Regions from separate parts of the Homo sapiens genome. Here region 2 is linked to region 1. Evidence: chromatin contacts called from ENCODE Hi-C or POLR2A ChIA-PET data. All regions are on one chromosome and are shown on one strand. Each heading gives the region's core, a stretch centred on a gene start or an enhancer-like site at or near the end of the contact. The rest is flanking DNA. Distances are from core to core; before and after follow the strand shown.

Evidence for each region. A loop is a pair of places that touch in the nucleus more often than their neighbours do. ChIA-PET counts read pairs that join two places held with the same protein, here RNA polymerase II (POLR2A).
Region 2: POLR2A ChIA-PET joins it to region 1 with 16 read pairs in activated T-cell. The contact joins two enhancer-like sites. A Hi-C loop is called at or near these places in 4 of 168 maps with a recorded cell type or tissue (CD8-positive, alpha-beta T cell, endothelial cell of umbilical vein and naive thymus-derived CD4-positive, alpha-beta T cell) and 1 of 37 single-sample maps with no recorded cell type. POLR2A ChIA-PET finds 5 or more read pairs at or near these places in 6 of 52 experiments (H1, T-cell, activated T-cell and 1 more).

Annotation. Positions count from the first base shown.
Region 1 is chr11:85,720,368-85,726,864 of GRCh38, forward strand. SYTL2 (synaptotagmin like 2) reads right to left here. Exons shown (of 20, transcript NM_206927.4): 8 at 3,665-6,497; 9 at 491-592. Among named protein-coding and RNA genes, the nearest start is that of CCDC89, 37 kb to the left of the region's middle. Within about 2 kb of position 2,849, at least 4 of the 41 ENCODE cell types and tissues checked have a DNase peak (open chromatin) inside an H3K27ac peak, as active enhancers do.
Region 2 is chr11:85,756,396-85,762,892 of GRCh38, forward strand. It overlaps SYTL2 (synaptotagmin like 2), which reads right to left. Exons shown (of 20, transcript NM_206927.4): 2 at 1,230-1,719. The coding sequence starts at 1,330. Among named protein-coding and RNA genes, the nearest start is that of SYTL2, 51 kb to the right of the region's middle. RefSeq lists an enhancer at 4,941-6,140. Within about 2 kb of position 3,641, at least 2 of the 41 ENCODE cell types and tissues checked have a DNase peak (open chromatin) inside an H3K27ac peak, as active enhancers do.

The DNA.
Region 1 (6,497 bases), core at 1,599-4,098:
TCCGTGTAATACTAAAAAGGTCATTTCACATTTCTGAGCTTCATTTTCCTCATCTTTAAATTTGGATAACAATAATTCACCTCTCATAGGGTTGCTTGTGCTGGTTAAATGAGATAATACATGTAAAATTGTTAGGCACGTTTTGGCAAATAATATTCAATAAATGCTAGTTATGACTATTTTCACTAATACTACTAGCTACCACTATCCTTTGAAACTCACTGTACTTGAGAAACACTCAAACTGGGATTCTTCAATTAAAGGAAACCTAGTGTTTTAGTAACCAAATGTAATATATTATTTTATAAGCAAAGTTCCAGCCACTTTAGGTTGAGCCTCTTCAGCGCACTTTGGAGAGGTTATTTTCATCTGTTAACTGCCCCCATTAGAGGGTGCAGTGCACAACAGCACGCAGTGAGGCTACAGGAGAGCACATAGGCATTTTTAAGCTTAGATGGGGCATGAACAGTGAGGCGAACTTTATTCTCACTTGATGAATCTGATGAAATGTCTTCTAGACTTTTGGAAGGCATTTTCCTAGCGGCACTCCTTTCCAAAGTTTTCAAAACAGGACTGGGTTCTTCTTCTGAACCTGTTATAAAACAAAATCGATGAACACTGCACAATACCAAAAAAAAAAAAAATCCTCTAACATATGGACATAGAAATGGTAGGCTGAAAAGAGACATTATGCTATGAGTTTCTACTTTAAGAAGCACTTATTTCACAGAAGAAAATAAAATTTCTCCACTATTAATATGCTCTTAAACATAATTTTCCTGGTCAAGAAATATTTGCAAACGTAAACCCTACAAAAACAAGATTACCACATTAATAGAAATGTGATCTCTTAGTTGTTTACTCCTATTTTAGACATATGATTTGTCCTATGCCAGACATTGACTCTTCCCATTTAACATTCTAGCTTTTGAAGACAGCCATGAAATACTTCTAGGAGCATTAATAAAATTAATTCAAAACCGTGGAAGGCAGGATTCAGATGTTTAACATCTGTGTATAATTGGGTACACATATGAGTGCATTCTCCAGATCAAAGGTTGTAGACTTTCTGGGTTTCATGATCTAGTATAATTTCCAATGAAATGTTGGGAAATAACATGGGATAGTCAAATTTTTATTTTAGTAAGGCATTTTAAAGTTGCGGGAGGGAGGCCTCTATCATTTACTAATGCCGTTATTTTATAAAAGGAATGGCTGCATCATGAATAAGCTTAAGTACTGACATTTATTACTGCTGTATTCTCAGTGCCTAGAACAGTGGCTGGAAATAAACACTTCAAAATATTTGCTGAATCAATGAGTGATTCGATTAAGGAATCAATTAATTTAAGAACCACTTCTCTAGACAATAATTTCCTGAAATACATTCCAGTTCTGCCTAGTACATTCCATAGCAAATGGATTCTAAGATGAATTAGATTTGGATGTTCTCTGTTCAAATTTAAAATGTTCCTTACTGCGGACCTTCTCTGTGCATAATGGCCCAGCATTTCCAAAAGTATTTGACTACTGAACCTTTAATTTTTCCCAAAGGAGCATACTGAGGTATTGCTTAGTTAAGAGCTCAGCCGCAAGTCAAATGTGTTAGCTTGCTCCCCAAAATTACAGTACCCTTATAGTAGGTTTCTCTTCATTTTTCACCCCACCCCCACTGCAGTTTGCTTTAAAATAATAATTTAGGTTAGAGTATATAAACCTAAATTAAAATCATGACTATACCATTTGATACTTCTTAATTGGCTTGTTATTCTAAAATGTCTTCTCTGGGCTCTGTTTAGGTGATTTTTTTTTTTTTTTTTTTTTTTTTTGAGATGAAGTCTTGCTCTGTAGCCCAGGCTGGAGTGCAGTGGCGTGATCTCGACTCACTGCAAGCTCCGCCTCAGGGTTCACACCATTCTGCTGCCTCAGCCTCCCGAGTAGCTGGGACTACAGCCACCACCACGCCCGGCTACTTTATTGTATTTTTTAGTAGAGATGGGGTTTCACCATGTTAGCCAGGATGGTCTCGATATCCTCACCTCATGATCTGCCCGCCTTGGCCTCCCAAAGTGCTGGGATTACAGGCGTGAGCCACCGTGCCCAGCCTAGGTGATTATTTAACGCTGCCTTTTTAGATAGGCTTTTTACTATTCAGTCAGTTATGCTGGGATACACATTAGATGATAGTCTCTAACATAATTGCAAATTTGCAAGCGCTCCTTCTCCTGTGGGTCAGTTTACACTAGCAACTCATGGGCAGTTTAGTAAGAGCCTACCTCAACAAGTTTAACATGCTGGCTTTATTCTTGCCATTACATTAATTAATTATTAATTAATTAAATTTATTTACTTTAGAGATTAAATAAATTTAGAGATTTAATTAGAGATTTATAAATAAATATGTATGGTTTTAGAGATTGATATTTCAATTTCTTTCTTTTTTTTATTAACAACAAAATTTTTTAGAGGGGCTTCAACTTAACTGAATAGGATTAAAGGTGGATTCTTTGGTCAGTGTTCAAGAAGAGACCCTATAGCTACTTACAAAGGAGTCCACACCTCAAAGTAAGCCACTCAGTAAAGCTTATCTATTTTCACTGGAACGAAAAGGAGCTAAACAAATGACAAATTCTACTAAACTACAAGGAAGGCAATCAGCATCAGTTGTGCAACTTTGGTTAAAATGTCCCAGCCAAAAAACATTCTCTATCATTTCATCATTTTAATCAGGTAGCTTCTCATTCCTATTTGCTCTGGGGTTTCTCTGCTAAAATGTCCACATGTTGATTAAATAGCAAACTGAGACAAGCCCTACATTTTACAGCCTGGCCGCCAAAACCAACGCCCCCACGTTCATGTAGATGAATGTGGAGATCGACTCAGGTCATCAACTTAGCCAAGGCTGGAGCCAGAGAAATGTACCTGGCCAGGCAATGCCCTTAGGTGGCATCAGGTGAGTCATCTGGCCAAAGTCATACTCTAGAAAGGGAAGATTGTGCATATAATTGAAAATGAGAGGGAGAAAGTGGCAACAAAACACCACAGCACAAGGTATCTGAGGGAAGGAAAGTTCCGGCCTTGTATTTTGTCCCTAGCATTTAGCCACCACTGTGGTAAGATATTGCTCCCGAATGGGAAATTTGTGTCCATCTGTGGCACATCTTTGCGACAAATCTTACCAGACTTCTATAAAGGTTGCCAATTAAGGAAGAAATTCTAAATATTTCCAGGAGGAAAACTAGCTTAAATGTATTAAAGGTACTTTCCAAACCCAAAAAGTCATTTAAAAAGTATTTTTTGAAACCTAAAAGTTCTATAGGTAGATTAAAGAGAAGTCAACTCAGACTCTGAAACAGCCTTATAGGAAAGCTGTTTTACGTAATGCATTTGATTAAAAAATATAAATAATTTTTTTAATTAAGAAAGTCTCAGGAACACAGAAGTGGTAAGAAGAATTTAACATCATTTAAGAATTATGTAATGCATTTGATTAAAAAATATAAATAATTTTTTTAATTAAGAAAGTCTCAGGAACACAGAAGTGGTAAGAAGAATTTAACATCATTTAAGAATATCAAATTAATCCCAATTAAAAAAAATCATCCTTTACATCAGCATTCCATAAAGCAGACTCACTGTGAGTTAAAAAATTTTAAATGCTCACTGGAAGGATTTCTCCAGCTCTCTGCATTAGAACTGGTGTTTCCATCTGAAAAATCAGACTCAGAGAAACCTTCTTTTTCTTCCTCTTTCTCTTGTTTCATATATGGCGATGCTAGAGTCAATTCAACTTTACTTGTTTTTGTAGAGTTTTCTTTGTTCATCAGGAGAGGAATGGGTTGCCTATTTCTGGACACACTAATTGCTTCAGAAGCCTCTCCAAAGCCAGGTTCCTGAAGAGTCCCTTGTCCCCCTGCAACCCCACTTTCACTGTCCCTGTCCTCTGGGGGGGTTACAGTTTTAATGGTCCCTATTTCATGAGCCACATAAAGTTGTGGGGTTCTAGGGATCTCAACTCCACTTCTGGAACCACAAAAATCTACCAATAAATCAGTCACAAGTGCGTCTCCTCCCAACATTTTATCACATTGGTTGACTTGAGATTCCAAACCATTACTTTTATCCTTCATTTCAGAGGTCTGTGAGGCTGCCCTGTAAAAATGGGGCACTGTCCCCAAGAACCTGGTCTGCTCTGACTGTGAGGACTCCTTCTCGTGAGTTTCTTCTCTCACTGACACCTGGGGCTGATAAGGAGGAGCTTCAGTTATTTCTTTAAGAAGTTTCTCAAAACCAGCATCAAAAGCACTCTCAGTTATTAACGGAGCCTCGGCCTTTTCTACTGTTTCTTTTAATTCCTCAGGATGGCATTCAGAAGTGGCTCGCCTGGGCTCCTCTGTACTACCTATTAACTTTGATGGAGAAAGATTCCCTGTATCACTTTCATATTTTGAGGGGAAGGTTTCAGTTTCTTCCTTCAGTAGTTTTTCTAAGCCAGCACTGAATTCGAGGAACTCTGATTTGGGTTGAACAATTGTTTCCCTCACAATTTCTTCCACTTCCTGAGGGAGGCCTTTGCCATATTGAGCAACAATGGAAGCAAATGAGCTAAGCGTCTGGTCTGATGGAGACATTTGGGCAGCTAAATAAGATCCAACTTCATGAGTTTTATCAGGAACTACATTGGAGGAATAAAAATCCTTCCTGTCTGGAACTATGGTGTCCATCGTAGCCCATGGTGATATCACTCCTGGAGGATTTAGGGGGCTACATACTGGCTGTACTGCTTCAGGAAATTCTGGGTTCACTTCTCCAGGACCTACTTCCCTTCCAGCTGGATAACTTAACCATACTTCTCCACACAGCTTCTGTAATGCAGCACTTACATCATTCAATACAGGTCTGGGTGGAAGAATGACTTTCTCTACAGTCTCCGAAATTTCCGTTTGAGAAGGGTGTACCCTAGCCTGGGGAACAAGATGAGCATCCTGGGGAAAAAGCATATCTTGGGGAGGGCTGGCCACATCCCCAAAAGAACCCTTTCTGGAAAGCTGGGAAGTTGGATCCAATGGATGAGAATCTTCTGCAGCCATCTGAATCAAATTCTGTGTGCTTAGCTGGCACTCACCACTTTCAGCTTTCTTGAGGAGAGCTGTATTTCCAAAAGTTTCATCTCTCACTGGAAAAGGAGCTAGTATTTCTCTCTTATCAGCTGAAGTATTGTGACTCTGTTCTATCCCTTTTCCAAAAAATCTCCCCTCTTCCAGCTTAGAGTTGGTTCCAGTGATAACAGGCGCCAACTTGGCTTGCAAGGGAGAGGGTGAAGTTCCAGTTGCTTCCTTCAGGAGTTTGTCTAGACTAGCAGTCAAAGAGTTCCGTTTAACCTTTGGATGAACTACTGTTTTGTCAACATGCTCATTAATGATCTTCTCAGGTCCTTTGACTTCTTCCTCAGTATCAGCAAAATCTGTTTTTTGAGGCCATGTCCTATTTTCAGAAACACTTGGTTCAAGCACTTGTTTTCCATGAACTTTTCCACCAGAGGGTTGAATTGCTGGTGTTGAGGTTTCTGAAAGCAGTTTCTGCAAGCTGTCATTAAAAGTGTCTTTGCAGTCTTTAGACAAAACATTGGTTTTTATTATGGATTCTTGAATCTCTTGTTCTGAGTAATCCTTTTCTTCCTTAAACACTGGAGTAACAATCCCTTCCGTATTCTTTTCCACATTTTCCTTTGATGACTCATTTCCTGGCAACTGATAAGTATACTTTCTAAGTGGACTCAAAGGAAATGTGATTTCATCTGGTAGCACCTGGAGTATGCCCTTTGAATTTAATTTCTCCATTTCCTCTCTTGCCATAACTTTTTTTGGGCTTAGAAGCACCTCTGCTTCATGGGTATTTTTACCTGATAATTTAATGTCGCTGAATTCCTTGTGTTTCTGCCTATTAAAAGGTGCAGAATTTTTTTGGCTTGTGGTGGTAATATTCTTGTCATTATCCTTACTGTTTGAATTAGCTTCTAAGTCCCAAAACTTTCTCAAATTCTCAAACTGAGAGGGATTATAGACCTGTTCTGCATTGGGTTCATCCATTCTTTCTTTTAGGGACATAACTTTAAAGTTGGCATTTGATTCACGAACTAGAGGTCTGTCTTTCTCCAATGGAGCATGTCGTTCACTCCCGACATTTGAGGGAGGTTGCAGTGCTGGTAAAGTAATGTTTCTTCTAGAAGGCAAACTGTCTGCCACTTGTGATCTTTTTATAGGCTCATTTTTCTTATTCTGAAACAGAGACACTTTATCTGATTGCTCAGCTGAAAGATAGTATCTGGATGGACCTGCTATTTGTGGCTTGGTCTCTTTAGATTTATTTGAGGAATAAGAATTGGAGAGCTGGGATGCTTGATCATCCTCATCTAAGACCACTCGTTTGGGAATGGCCTGATTATATTCACTCTGGTCTGTAGATAAACTGTCCATGGATGATACACCCTGTGACTT
Region 2 (6,497 bases), core at 2,391-4,890, 37 kb after region 1:
CCTTCCTCCATTGCCAGGTCCTGGGATGGCCTGTCTGTTATTGTTTTCTCAGGGAGAGGAGGTGGAGTTAACAAATGAGTACCTAAGACTGGGATTTGATTCTCACTTCTGACACCTACCAGTTGTGTGATATTGGGCGAGTCACCTGACTTGTCTCAAAGTCAACTTCCTGACACATCAAATGGGGTAATTATATCCCACTCCACCCACCAACCGCAAAAGAGTATGTGAGCTCATAAAAAATAATGGGCATGTTAAGCCCTTTGCAACTTGTTAAATACTGTCTATATAGAAGTTATTTTAGTAGTCATAATCAGACATTCTGTAGTGGTTGAAGTGAATTCTAGCATGTTCTTTTATAAATCATCCACGTTAAATCAGTGTCAAGATACGGAAATGGTAAAAATAAAGCCATTATTCATGGTCCTGTGTCCCAGGAAGTAAGAACATATCTTATGCTCCTTTTGGATAACTCCTGGAGCGAGAATCATAAAATTAATAATACTAACTTACATTCAGGAAGCCTGTCGCTGCCTTCAAAGCCCAAGATTACACAGGCAGTAAATGGCAGGGCCTGGACAAAGTCAAGTTCTTCAGCATCCTGGCCTAGTGCTTGTTTGACAACAAAGGTGAATGAAAGTGGCAGGAATGTTGACATGGAACATTTGGGTTCCACCCAACAAGAATAGTGTATCAAAGTTGCCACTCCTCTTTATGGGACCCAAGACAAATGAAAAATTGGCTCAGAGAATACTTTCAGTTGCCATTAAAACCAATTCCAACATTTCTGAAAGCATGCAGAAATGTGAGCTAGTTTAATTTATTTTCTTTTCAAAATTCTAAAAATTTTTTAAAATTCTAATTTGGTTCATGATTCAGTTAAAAAAAAGTAGATCCAGTTTTTTTAAGTGGATAGAAATACACACACACACACAAATGTAGATGTATGTGGTTGTATACATTTCATTTTTATCTCAGTATTTAATAAGTTAAAGGAATTTAGTTAGGTTTTTAATCAAGACCCTATTTCTGGTAGGAGTCCAGTAGGATAAATTAAGAGGCACCAAGAGGAAAAATGTTTTGTCCAGGAAGTAAACCTAAAATTGGAATCCATAAATTCAGTCTTCGAGTCAGAACTACCACTTATAGTTGAAAAAAACCCCAGTGTCCTATTTTCGTACAGACTGCCTCTTCCTTCCCTCATGCCCAAGGCTTCTCTGGCCTCTTACCTGACTCTCTCTTCTTCGGCCCTCTTCAGAGCAGCATCCCGCTGCAAAACCTTCATGATGGCCTCTTGTTCCTCTTCAGTCAGGAAGCTTAAGTCAATCATTTTGAAAAGTGCATGCAAAAATAATAGCAACAAATGTGGCTCAAAATTCTCAGGGCTGAACAACTAAGACTGCAACCAGGAAGATTAAAACACACAAAAATGAAATATCTTGTTCAGTTCTGCATCAAAGTCTTATTTTGGCTCAGCAAAAGTTTAGGGCAGCTGATAGCAAGATCCTAAGTGCTCTTTCCCATGAGGAAGTCCTGGTCTGTGGGATAGTGTCGAGAAGAGGCTCTCAGAAGGATGCTGTATTCCTTGCCAAACAGGTCGCTTGTTCCTATGGTGGCTTCCAGCACACTCACTCTCTGGTCCAGTCTTAGACACAGTTTATTCTCTCTCTGCACCTGTCGTCAATTCATAAGAGGCAGCAGCATCAGAGCATCACCTACCTGGGGAATCATGAGACAGCAAACACCAGACAGTGAGAGGCAGTTCCTATAAGCACTACTCATTACTACAAGATTTTTAAATGGCCATGCGAGATGGTCTCTGAGATCAAGGAAACCAGTTCAGCCAGCTTCCTGAGCAAATGGTAAATGGGTCATGAAACATGCTTCAACCCTATTCCAGACGGCCAAGATGGAGAACCCACAAAAATGCCTGTCAGTGTTTAACGATCCACCTGAGTAAAGGATGGTTGCAAAAATGAACTGGTTCTCTCTCTGCAAACTCTGGGGATGCTAGGCTAAAAAGTCATGTTAAAGGTCAGTAAGATCAGGGATATGTGATTCCAGTGGTCAAGCAAGAATCTAGAAATAAAAATTTTAAATGCTCACCTCTTCACAAGTAAGAATATTCCACTGTACTATATATGTGCTCCATATTAACAGGAGAACTAGTATTAGATAGAGATAGTTTGCAGAAGAGTGAGAATTGTTATTCTTCATCCAGTCTCACTGCTAACCTTTGCTGGACCTAGAGGAACCTAACAAGCTTGTCTACTTTCATTTCTCAGGGGAAAAACACCTACCTGTGTGTGTATATAAACTGGAGGAAAGGAAGAGGCAGAGTTTCAAAACACCTCACCATCCAAAGTGAGGATTTTTCAGTTGCACAATGTGCAAGAATCCTATTTTCTTTGAGGCATCTTCAATACATATGTAATGGGAAGGAAGTGAGAAGTGAAGAATGACACAGCCCTACAGAAATTCGGAGGTGATCCACTCAAGGTTGGGGCACTTTTAACAAGTGCAGTGCTGAACATACACACTAAAAACCTTTAGTAAATTTTAAAGCAGGCTGGGTGCAGTGGTTCATGCCTGTAATCCTAGCACTTTGGGAGGCCAAGGTGGGTGGATCACCTGAGGTCAGGAGTTCGAGACCAGCCTGACCAACATGGTGAAACCCCGTCTCTACTAAAAAATACAAAAATTAGCTGGGTGTGGTGACACACGCCTGTAATCCCAGCTACTCAGGAGGCTGAGGCAGGAGAATCTCTTGAACCCGGGAGGCGGAGGTTGCAGTGAGCCGGGATCACACCACTGCACTCCAGCCTGGGTGACAGAGTGAGACTCCTTATCAAAAAAAAAAAAAAAGAAAGAAAAAAAAATTTTAAAGCAGCCCCACTTAAGAATAAAACAGTATGTACATTAGTGAATAAAATTTATAAAAATTAATTACTTGAAAAACAGAATTACTGGGAAGTTATCCTTCTACCACTTACTAGCTATAAGTCATTGGGCAAGTTACCGACCACTGTGAAGCTGTTTTCTCATTTGTGCTTGACATTAGGATGTCCCTCACAGATTGTAAGGATTAAATGAAATAATGAATATAAAAAGAGCACATGTCTTGCATTCTGTACCAAAAATAGCTACTAAAACTATATTCTAGCTTCCGCTCTGAGTTCACACTTTTTTTCCATCCAGCTGAATAAGACTATACTTAGTAATATATTTCTCTTTTGTATTATGTCTCTTTCTGATCTCCCCCCATGAAGTTTGGGCTTCATTGACAGGGAATCTAATGACCTTTGTTTTAATTTCCTCTAGCTCTCTGCATACTGTCCACAGTAATTACTCAAATAAATATTAAGACATTACTTCATTTTCTTTTTAATTTGCATGTGCTTGCATATGCTACTACCTGCTTGTTCATCTTGAAAACTACTTACCCTTCAAGACAAATCAAAGTTACCACCTCCATGAAGCCTTCCATAACTTCCATACCCCAAGTTAAAGTTGCAGCAGATTCAATGATTATTCCTAACTCTTCATTTCCTCCCTGTAACAGAACTATACTATCATGTTCCCACCAGAGTAAGCAAAGAATTCATCCCTATCCTCCTAATGTTGGGCTTGGCCTGTGACTCGCTTTGGCCAATGGAATGTTAGCAAATGTGATGCAAGCATAGGCTGTAAATGTGCTTTTGTGGTTTGATCTGGCTTCTTGTATTCCTGCCACATGCCATGAGAAGAGCTTGTCCCAGTTATTCATTGCCTCTTCATCCTGGGTTCCAGAAAGAGATAAAAGGACAGACCTGAACCTGACCTCCCTGAAGCAGGTATCCCTGCTGACCTATAGATATAAAAGAAAAAACTAAGTATTTGTTGTTGGAAGCCACTGAGGTTTGGGAGTTGTTATACGATACTCCCGCAGCAGGAACCTGCTAATACAAACACTTTCTCCTCCAAATACACATCCACTGCTGTGATGATCTACTCTCAGTCTCTCTTGATTGTGAGTCTCTGAATGTGAACAAATAAAAGAATGAGCAAATGAATAAATGAACCTGATTCAAATATACAATATCACCAAGAGATGGCTATCTCAATTATTTCCTTTCTTTCACGTGCAGTAACTTCCTTAGATCTCAAAAGCTGGCAAGAAAATAGATTTAGGCCACATTCTGGGACCCAGGTTCCCAATGAGGTCTTACACTGCCATTTGGTTGGTTCGATGTGAGACTTTAAATTCAAGGAGTGGTGGACAGGAAGAAAACAACAACAATGAAAAACTTAGGTCGTCTAGCAGTGGTAACTGGCAGGGTTGCTGAAATGGGCAACATTGGCTTCCACGCCTTCAAGCAGAATACAACCTAACAAGTGCTTCTGTGTCAAAGCTCTGAGGGTTAAAATTTCTCCCTTAAAATAGGCTGTTAGTGAGGCAAAGGGCAATGTTTCCACTTTACAAAGGAGTGAAGGGCTGGAACCCTTCCCTTTTAATTGGGTAGGTAGGAATCAGTGCCCAATCAAACTGTAAGAGAGCCCTCAGAGGGCAATCAAGATTCTGCAGTATGAGGTGCTCACCCAACTCCTAATATTCTGGATGATGTCCAGCATGGGAGCTAACTGAACATTTCCCTCACTCACTTGACAAAGATTTATTGAGAGACTGGCACTATTCTAAGCACTGGAGGTGCAGCAAGGGAACAAGACAGAAAAACTTCCTGCCTTTGTGGAGTTCATATGGCAATGGATGGAAACAATCAAACTAAATAATAAAAATAAGTTTTTGAATACCAAATAATTAAATTATAACACATTGGAAGGTGATGAGAACTATGGAGGAAAACAAAAAAGGGAAGGGAGGAGAATAATAACTCAGGGAGAGTAGGAATTTTAAAGAGAGTGGTTAGGGTAGGCCTCATTGAGAAGGTGATATTTGAACAAAAACGTGACAGCGATGAGGAAACAAGCCATGCAGATATCCCAGGGTTCTGAGGTGGGAGTTGTCTGGCACATTCAAGAAATGGCAAGGTGACCAGTGCTGGTACACCAGAATGCCCCCAGGAGAGCAGGAGGAGAGGAGGCCGGAAAGGACACGGGTAAGACTGTATTAGGCCTTGTGAGGACAGTAAGACTTCTGGCTTTTACTCTGAGATGAAGCAGCATTAAAGAAAGCCAGACAAAAAGGCAGCAAACATTTACTTGGTCCCTTCTACACATGTGGCGCTGTACATACCTCTCATGGAATCCTCACAAAGACACTCTGAGGTAGGTCTTATGTATTGAGACAGGGTCTCACTCCATTGCCCAGGCTGTAGTACAGTGACACAATCTCGGCTCACTGCAACTTCCACCTCCTGGGTTTAAGCAATTCTCATGCCTCAGCCTTCCAAGTAGCTGGGATTACAGGCGCCCACGACCATGCCCAGCTAATTTTTGTATTTTTGGTAGAGTTGCAGCTTTGCCACGTTGTACAGGCTGGTCTTGAACTCCTGGCTTCAAGTGATCTGCCGGCCTCGGCCTCCCAAAGTATTGGGATTACAGGCATGAGCCACCACACCCAGCCCAAGGTAGGTCTTATTATCTGTGTTTTTCACATGAGGAGAGTGAGGCTGAGGGGGGCATTTGCCACCAAGCTTATGTCTGACTGGCATTTGCTGATGGTTGTGTCAGAATAAGCCAACCCAACATTGACATTTCATTTAATTCTTCTCTTCACACAGATTCCTCCAATCAGCGAGGCAGAACAAAACCCCTGTCTCTGTGGACCCTCATTCTCTGCTTAAGTATAAGAGACTCACCGACCCAGACCCGGCAGTCAGAACGGGGGCAACCTCAGTGCTAAACTGTGAGGGAAGAATTTTGGCTACTACAGTGTCTTGCATTCTCACCAGAGCCTCACAATAACCTCAGTAAAGAAGGGAGGGTAGGAGTGAATATACCCATTGTTCACAGATATTATTGATGTGTTCACAGGAGGAACTCCTGGGGCAAGTTCTCCTTGGGTTCAGCCTCTCCTACCCATCCTCCATTCAGCATGATGCTGAGTCATTTTTCTAAAACTCAGTTCTGACCAAGACACATTCTCAGGCTTAAAATCCTTCACCAACTTCCCACTGACCATTGACTAAAACTCAAAATCCTTAAGCGGCCTGTAGGACTCTCCATGAACTAGCACCTGCTTTACTCTCCAAGCTCTTTTCCTTAGGCTCCAGCCATTCTGAAATTTTCCAGTTCTTCTTGCCTTCAGGCTTTTGCATGTGCTGTTCCTTCGTCCTGGAACAGCATTTCCCTGGTTAATACTTGTTAGGTCTCAAGTTACATGTCACTTACTGCACAAAAGTCTTCCCTAACCCCTCCAAGCCAGCTTAGGTGCCCCTCCTATGTGCTCAATTAGCACCTGACTTCATCAGTCACAGTACTCATCACACGGTCTCAAATCCCTACTTACTCATGTTTGTCTCTTGCCAGTTTATGAACAAGGCTTGTGTCTCCCAGTG